Regions from separate parts of the Homo sapiens genome. Here regions 1 and 3 are each linked to region 2. The links are chromatin contacts, found by Hi-C or POLR2A ChIA-PET in ENCODE. All regions are on one chromosome and are shown on one strand. Each heading gives the region's core, a stretch centred on a gene start or an enhancer-like site at or near the end of the contact. The rest is flanking DNA. Distances are from core to core; before and after follow the strand shown.

The links. Hi-C counts contacts between places; a loop is a spot of excess contacts on that map. ChIA-PET counts read pairs that join two places held with the same protein, here RNA polymerase II (POLR2A). Pooled maps may share reads with other maps.
Region 1: a loop to region 2 is called in a map of left ventricle myocardium superior, with 2.4 times the contacts of the local background. The contact joins the enhancer-like site here to the promoter of LINC01117 in region 2. A Hi-C loop is called at or near these places in 5 of 168 maps with a recorded cell type or tissue (dorsolateral prefrontal cortex, heart left ventricle, left colon and 2 more), 1 of 37 single-sample maps with no recorded cell type and 4 of 50 pooled maps. POLR2A ChIA-PET finds 5 or more read pairs at or near these places in 2 of 52 experiments (A549 and PC-3).
Region 3: a loop to region 2 is called in a pooled map, with 4 times the contacts of the local background. The contact joins the enhancer-like site here to the promoter of LINC01117 in region 2. A Hi-C loop is called at or near these places in 4 of 50 pooled maps. POLR2A ChIA-PET finds 5 or more read pairs at or near these places in 4 of 52 experiments (AG04449, AG04450, H1 and 1 more).

What each region holds. Positions count from the first base shown.
Region 1 is chr2:176,471,947-176,474,646 of GRCh38, forward strand. No RefSeq gene overlaps it. Among named protein-coding and RNA genes, the nearest start is that of NRAL, 34 kb to the right of the region's middle. RefSeq lists enhancers at 1,332-1,441, 1,532-1,601. Within about 2 kb of position 1,416, at least 3 of the 41 ENCODE cell types and tissues checked have a DNase peak (open chromatin) inside an H3K27ac peak, as active enhancers do.
Region 2 is chr2:176,636,399-176,639,098 of GRCh38, forward strand. LINC01117 (long intergenic non-protein coding RNA 1117) reads left to right here and starts at 1,356. Exons shown (of 4, transcript NR_110599.1): 1 at 1,356-1,610. It overlaps LINC01116 (long intergenic non-protein coding RNA 1116), which reads right to left and starts at 1,211. Exons shown (of 5, transcript NR_188023.1): 1 at 1,064-1,211. RefSeq lists a silencer at 1,821-1,870 and an enhancer at 2,031-2,545.
Region 3 is chr2:176,489,883-176,492,602 of GRCh38, forward strand. No RefSeq gene overlaps it. Among named protein-coding and RNA genes, the nearest start is that of NRAL, 16 kb to the right of the region's middle. Within about 2 kb of position 1,454, at least 14 of the 41 ENCODE cell types and tissues checked have a DNase peak (open chromatin) inside an H3K27ac peak, as active enhancers do.

The sequences.
Region 1 (2,700 bases), core at 166-2,665, 160 kb before region 2:
CGTTTTAAGAAATAATTCCAGATAAAGTATTACAAATATCAAACCTATTTTTAAGAAAATCAACCTACTCCAAATAAACACCCATCCAAAGTGTAGTTAAGTCAGTTGAGCATGGTAAATAAAATCCAGTGGCTATCAATACTGGCTGAGCACACCTGCAGGCACAGCTGTGTGCTGGGTGCTGGGCACAGGAGTCCTGGAAGGCACTGTGACAGAACAGCTTATGGGAGAGGAAGAGGGGACGCTGATTTGTTGAATGCCTGTTATGGTTACAACTAGATGCAGGTTTACCATGAGGCTAATGAACCTTGAGCTTTAGGGCCCACATTTGCACAGATCCTTTCCAAGACCCTGTAGCACCTAAGTAATATGTTCACATGGCCACGTGTTTTGTAAAGTTTGGAAAAATAAGATATTTAAGTGCAGTTAGTTATGATCACTGTTTTTGTTTGCTCCTACTTCCCCTTTTGATAGGTACTTCCTTTAGTATTGAGTAGTGGGTGTGTTTAAAGATGGCCACTAGTATTTTGGGGACCTCGTTAAGGGAAATTGGGTTGGGACAACATTTGGTTTTGGTTTCCTGGTCTGCAGTCACTTCATGCCCAGTTATGTTCTTGCTAACCATCCCAGTGTAGAGACAGCTTCCCAGAATACATGTACTGTCCACCGGCTGACACCCAGCATGGGGGACAAAACTCAGAGCCCAGGCGTTGTATCACAACAGCAACACGCTCTACAGGGCCTGGCATCAGCATCAGAAATAGGTGACCGATGAGGGAGACACAAGATTTGAAATGTACAGAGGCAGAATCTGGTGTCATCAATGACTGGTGAAAACGGAAGCTCTTTTCTGTCAGGAATATACTTAATAATGAAACACAAATCGCCGTGTATAAACCCACCATACATTTTTCTTGGTGTGAGAAAAACGTGAGAAAAATGTGAGAAATAGAATGGATCACAATTCTTGTATTTTTAGGGTACAAACCCGTAGCCATATTATAAACAGAAATATGGCTGTGTTTAATGCTTAATGCATCCAGCTATCAATAATATAAAACAAGTTTTGTTCAATTGAAGTAGAGCAAAGGCTAAATTATCTTTTTATTCTCTCTATAAAAATCATATTACAAAATCATTGTCATATAAAGAAGTGATAAAGACTGTGCAGCCAAATATGGGAAAAATATTATGGAGGTTCATCAGGCTATTAATAAAAATATTGGGTTATTTTTCTGTATTTTGTGATGCATATGGCATTTGGCAGCTTAAAAATATGTAATTTATGGTGATTCCTTTTCTCTTTCTAAGTACGCATTCACTTTCACTTTCTCTTCTAGTCTTTAGACAGTGCTCTCCAAATTGTAAGCACTCTGAGCCCCACACAGTCTGGATCCACCAGGCCCAGGCTCTGTGCCAGTTTCAGGCATGTTAATCTTATTTCAGCTGCACCTTGGCTGGGCATGCTAGAACCTGCTCATCCCTTTTCGTACAAAAAGTGAGGCTCAACAAGGTGGAGTCAGTTTCCCGAGGTGAGATATAAGCGCAGGCCTGGATCCTTCCCCAGGTCAGCCTGTATTCACCACATGCTGGATTCACACCCAAGCCCAAGACTTGGCAGTGAGACTTTTCTCTTTTCAAGGCTGCCCTTGATGTCTGTCCTTTAATGTAGCACTTAGGAGCTTTCTCATTTAGCCTTCACAGTAGTTTTTTTCTTGTTTCATTACACCTCCCTTATTTTCAGCAAACTTTAAAAAATCTATTTCACACTGTGAGCAGAGGTCACCAGGTGGAAATCTCAACCCCTCCTCTTCCTCTGACCCCCGCCCCCAACCATCCTCCTCCTAGCCTGTCCTAGTGGAACTCAGTGAACGATGCCCCTCTGTTTCGCTCCTGCAAACCAGCAGTCCTCCCCACTTCACTCACTCACTCACCTCTGCATTCAGTCAGTTCCAAGATTTGTAGAGTTAAGCTCGTCAATACCTCTTGCCCTCCCTCCATCCCGCCGACCCTCCCCTCTGCCCCATCATTAGCTCAGGCCCGGATTGGGATTGGTTTAACTAAGTGACCTGCTACTTGGCCTCCTTGGTTTAGCTCTTCTTTAATCTGTTCTCAACAATGCTGCCATCTGATTCTATTCCCCTTCTGTTTAGAATCGTTTAAGTCATTCATTTATCATCTAACAAATCCTTACTGAGATGCTAATTTGACGTGGGCAATGGGGACACAGTGGAGAACAAGACAAAGTTCTTACCTTCATGGAGCTCACATTCTAGCATGGGGAGACCCACTATAAACAATGTTAATAAGTTAAGAATATAGATATTTCTAAAATCTGGACAAAAATGTGCATGTCAGAGAGTGATAAATGTTAGGCAGGAAAATGAAGCAGGGTAGGGGACCTAAAGCAAACGAGCAGCAAGGGAAGGGAATTTCTTATTTTGTGTATAGACTGGCTGGAGGAGGCTTCACTGATAAAGCAGATATTTGTCTGAGCAGAGACTTGAATGAAGCAAGGGCGACAAGCCATCGGGACATGCGGAAGAACATTCTAGGAGAGGAAACCGTAGGAAGGAGCATGACTGCCATGCTGGAGGTGCAGCAAGGAGGGTGGAATCTTGGTACCTTGGTGGGAGCTCAGGGGCATGGGTTGACAGCATGGCATTGGGTGTATGTCATGGGAGGCCTCTTGCTATTGAG
Region 2 (2,700 bases), core at 106-2,605:
TATAAAGTTTCCTTTCGAAACTTTTCCTTTCAAAGAAATATTTATCCCACATTTCTACATGCAAAACTTTTAGTGTAAACTATTGAGAAAATCCTAAATAGTAAAACATTTGTTTCTGTAAGTCCATAAGCACTTGCTGTACATACTCAGAGGCAGCCCTGGCCCACTGTATCCGCAAATGCATCTGCAGGGGGAATGGTTCCAAGCCAGTCACTGAGTGTCATCTGTCCCTTCTCCAGGGGCAGGGACATTGAGTCACAATGAAATTTTATTATTTATATACATTATTTTAAATTCTGTTTTTCTTAGAGCTCAAAGCTTTGACAGTAAATGTCAAACCACACTGAAGTTGACTTGTTAGCTTTTGTAGCTAGCCTTACTGCTGTCGGCTATTTCAAATTGCAAATGACAATAAACAGGTGGTTTTTTCTTTTAATCACTAAAGAACATCCCTTTTCATATAGCTAATATAACAAAAAAGTCTAAAACATGGGCATATAATTCCCACTGTAAATTAATTATAATTATTTCAGGCTTAAGTATTAATAGTAAGTGAATTCTTTTCAAGAGATCCTTGGCGGTTCCATTTGCCCTTGAACATTAACCCTGCCACCTCAAAACTCAATGCCTTTGCACTTAGTCTAGAAAATTAAAAATACAACTCGTCCTCATCCTAGTAACCTGCGCAAGTCTCTACAAGAGACTGGAGGATCTACGTGGTAACTAACTTTAACTTACCTCTTCTAGGCTTTATTAACGAGTTTATCAAAAAATATTAACTTTCAGGCAAGATGTGGCTAATTCTTAAATGCAGCTTAAAACTTTCGACATCCCCTTGTAAAAATGATGCCACGAAATGTGCCACTGTCCATTTATTTCCCATTTCACTTAACGCATTAATATTGACCCTTCGGACAGCAGCGCTGGCATCATTTTGGAGCTGCAAAGCAAGACGTGGCGCGTTGATGAGCTAAAAAGGACCCGTCTTTCTCTGGGCCCCTTACCAACATCTCTCTCCCTAGAAGACAAATACTTTTCAGATCTCGCACCCCTCTTTACAAACCTGAGCGGGGCTTTCGGGGTAAGGGGAGGCAAGACTTTGGTGGGAGCTGCTCGTCTTCAGCAAAGCGAGGGCCGGCTGCAAAGGCGCAGGCTGGCAGTTCGGGTCATTTCCTGCCGATTCCCCATTCCCCTCGGAGCAGCTTGGAGAGGAAGTCGGACTTCTTTTCCAGGCGGAGCCTCCACGATGGGCGTGGGCGCCTCGTGCGTGGGCCGGGGGCCTCGTGCGTGGGCGGGGATCGGGGCCTGGGAAAAACGGGAACCCGGTACCCGCCCGCGCCCTCGCGCGTCGGCCAGGAACCTCGGCCCCATGCGGGCGGGCCAGCGCGGCCAGGAGGGCCGGGAAGAGGGGTCCCCGGGGCCCCGGATGCGCTGAACTCCGGGGAGGGGATGGGCAGGAGAGAGAGCACACTCCTGGAGCCGCGACGTCCAAACCCGGACGCACTTGAACCCGCAGCGAGGCCCGTGGCTCGCGGCCTTCGGAGAGCACCCGCGCCCCGCGCAGACCGGACGCCGGCCTTGCCCGATCCTCGGCATCCTTCGGCGGGGCGGCCAGTCCCAGGGCGCTCGCTGAGGGCCACACCCTGGCCCCAGAGTTTAGCACCGCCGCGGGCAGGGCGCTCCGCTCCCGGACCCCGAATCTGAAAGCGGAGACCAAGGGCTGCCTGCGGCAAAGCTCGACATACACTTGATTTTCTTCCGATTTGGAGAAAATGTCACGGGCGAGAGCAAAAAAAAAAAAAAAAAAAAAAAAAAAAACCCTAACTGTAAATATTATTTGGAGGTGGGCGAGGGCGCGGCGTGCGCGCGGCGGCGGGTGGCGGGCGGCGCGGGCGCCCTTGCGGGGATTCCCGGTCTCTCAGCGCGCCCTAGTGGACGCCCTGCCTTTCGCTGGCTCCCCGTGCTCGTTACAATCTGCAATATATTATTTCTTCCGAAGTATTGACAATGTGTGAGACTCCAGTAACCCCGGAGCTCTCGTCTGTAATCAGCACATTTATCCACATTTAAGGGGGAAAATCCGAATTAAATCCCCGTGACCCTGATTGGGTTACAGTGTCATTTTCCCTGGATCCTCTTTTAAATCCACTCCACACTGCTTCTCTGTCTATTACATGCTAATTTAATTTTACTGTGGAAGATATTTTCAGGATTTGCTGAGGACAGTAAATTTTGTAGTTTATGTTATTTCACTTTTTATGACTTTTTAACACTTAATAAAATTTTATTAGAGCACTTTTGTGTTTACAAGGCCACAAAACTCTTGGCAGGTTGTCAGAAGTCCTTTTTATTATGATCCTACTGATATACTGCGAGTAATGAAATAATCATGTCCAGAAATGTATCAAAGGCCAGAGGGATTATCCCACTTAATAGCTCCACAGATGCGCCCAGAAGAATGTGGACGCGCGACAGGACGGGCTGAAAGGCTGCAGGAGGAAGCAGGCAGCCCCGGCTCCTGGCTTTACCATTTCGGTTGCTTTCCTAAAAGGCTACATGCAGGGTCATGTGACTTTCCGCGGTCTCAATAAAAAAAAAAAAAAAAAAAAAAAAAAAGAATTTATTCTATTGCAAAATGTGCTTTTCTTTTTATACTCCTTGTGTGGGCATTTAAGACTGTTCTAGTGGCAGTGGGGTTGG
Region 3 (2,720 bases), core at 204-2,703, 150 kb before region 2:
AAGGTGCCATGGCCCCAGAACCTTGCTCTGAATTGTCAGCTGGAAAAGAACAGTGCCTGGGTGCAGTCACTCTTCCTTGAGCCTAAGATCATAGCTTTTCTTCTGGGATAGCCTGGCACTCCACAGACAAGCTGGTGATTCTGAGGGAAGTTTTGGTTCCTTTCTCTTGGAAAGAAGCCCCCTGAGCAGACTGTGAACGTATTTTGCGTGTTAATTATACCTATAGGACCTATTCGGTCTTCTATTGAAATTCGTGGTTTACTCTCTCTTCTCCAGCAGTCCACAGGCACCCAGCTGCAGAGTTCTCCCGAAGGACGACCTGTGTGTGCCTCCTCCAGGGCACGTCTGTGGCCAACCGGGCGCTCAGGAGCCTGTGGGGTGGAGTCCTTCTCCGTCCTCTTTGGCCCTCCCTCTGACACTCTCCGCAACCTTTGTTTTGGATTTTCCTCCCTGTAAGCTGTCGCTGTTTCCCGTGTCTCTGTCGCCATTCCCTCGGTGGCCGGTGCGCAGGGGATACCAACGCAGCCGTTGCCTGGGGACTGGGCCTTGTGCGGGGCCGGTGCTGCGGGCTGAGAGCGAGGCGGGCAGCCCCAACAGTGCGAGGACCGGCTGGAAAGGTTGAAGGAGACTCAGATTGCCAACGGGGCGGCTACTCTTGCTGCAAAGGGAACGAGGACCCGGGCTCTCCCGGCCTCACAGCTGCTCCCCTCCTGGGGATTGGCCCAGGCCTGCACGGCCTGAGCTGCAGACTGCCTGGAGCAGCTTCCGCCGATGGCCGGGACACGGCCTGCCCCTCCCCACAGCGGCGCTTCTGTCCACAGCAGCCGCCCAGCGCAGGCTCCCCCAAGGTTCCCCGGCAACCCCCACTACAATGCAGCGCTGTGGCCTGCGGCGGAGGCAGGAGGCCCGGTGGCGGGTGTTCTCTCTGGCCTGAGCTCTCAGATGGCGCCCATTTTGATGTGCTTGTCATTGTCAGAAAGGCCATTCACAAGCCGAGATACTTTCCTCAACGAGACAAAAACACAAGCGATGCTTGCCTTCCCTCCACTCGGAGGGCCAGGAGGGGTTCAGCGTTCTCACCTCTATCGCTGAGATTGGACACTAATAAGGGAGGATGACTGTCAGTTATTTGTTCCAGCTGGAAGCAGGGGTACAAAAACAAAATCACCTCTTAAAGTTTTTTTCTAGAACTGTATATGAATCTATTGGATTTGGGAACATATCCCATTTGTCCAAGCAAACGTGATAGCCACATACACACAAAGAACCCGAGAGATCATAAATAAAAAACCAAAACTCAAAAGCAACCGCTCAAATAAAATCTGCCCAATATCCCCGAAACTGCTGACCACTTTTATAATCTCCAATGCGGAGTGTTTCTCATGACTAGCAAAGGGAGGGCTTAGGGACGATGATTCAGAAATTGGCCTGAGCCAAATGTGGGTGTCAGTCTCTGGTGATATTTGATGCGCCTCAAGTAACCACAGGCAGAGGAGGAACAGAGCCTTCAAATGAGTTCTGGCTTGTGAAAATGACTCAACTTGTTTGGGGGGTGAACTTGAAAGTGTGCAGCCCAGATGTCAACTTTAAGATCTACTCTGCCTGACACAGCTGTGGTCTTCAAGTTGCCTTGGGATTGGGTGGAGCCACACCCACAGCTGCAGCCGAGCTGTGCTATTTGCAACTCCCCCAGGGCCAACTGCTGTGAAAAGAACAGTTTATTACAAAAAATAAAACAAAATGCCAGCTCATCTTTACAGTTTCACGGTCTGCCTTGGGGAAAGGAAAAGGAGTTTTAGTTTTCACCCCTTGTGCACCAAGTGTGCTGTCTGGGGCCCGTTTTGGAAAGATCTGGAAAATTCTCTACTGTGCTGTTGACTCACTGTCTGACCATGGGCCTGCCATTTAACTTGGCCAGCCACTGCTTCTCTGTTTGGGAAATGGAGAGAATGGCATTTGCCATCTACCACATGGTGATGTATAGAGTGCTTTGGCAACGAAGGTAGATCTGAATGAAATCTGTGATGCGTTATAATCATTTTCTTCAAACAAAGATAACTTCAATCATTGTTTCAAACAAAGATAACTGAGTTTGGGAAAATTGTTTGTCCTGACAGCCTTAAGAAGCTCATTCAAGTTGATTCAAGGGCAGGCTTTAAAAGAAAACAGTGTGTCTGAAAGACTATGAAATTGGAATATTGAGGCAAATATTAAAAGTTTTCCTACTCTAAATACAACACAGACAAAAGACAACAAAAATATCTTGTTATCAAATGAAACATCAAATTACTAGACTAAAGATAAAAAGTGCTTTCCCCATAATATTCAGCAGATAGGCTAAATGCTACTTATTTAGTGTTAGAAAAACAGACCCCTTGTCTATTATTTCTCAGTGCTTAATATATTGAGTTTGATCCTTTGAGCCTAGAAAAATGAGTTTGCACTATATATGTGTGTGTGTGTGTGTGTGTGTGTGTGTGTATGTGTATATATATATTAGAACCCAGCCTGTGAGTGGGTACGATAGTGTTTCTGTGGTACTTAAGCATCTGAAAGAAACATGAACTACATTGATCAACCAAATGTTTTGTCTACACAATACCAAGCATTAAGATATTTCACTTATATGTGGATTCTTGGTGTCATATAGATGAAACGCTTCAGAAGATAATTGAGATTTTTCCTTTTTGTTAAAATATTTATCATATATAGAAACAGTT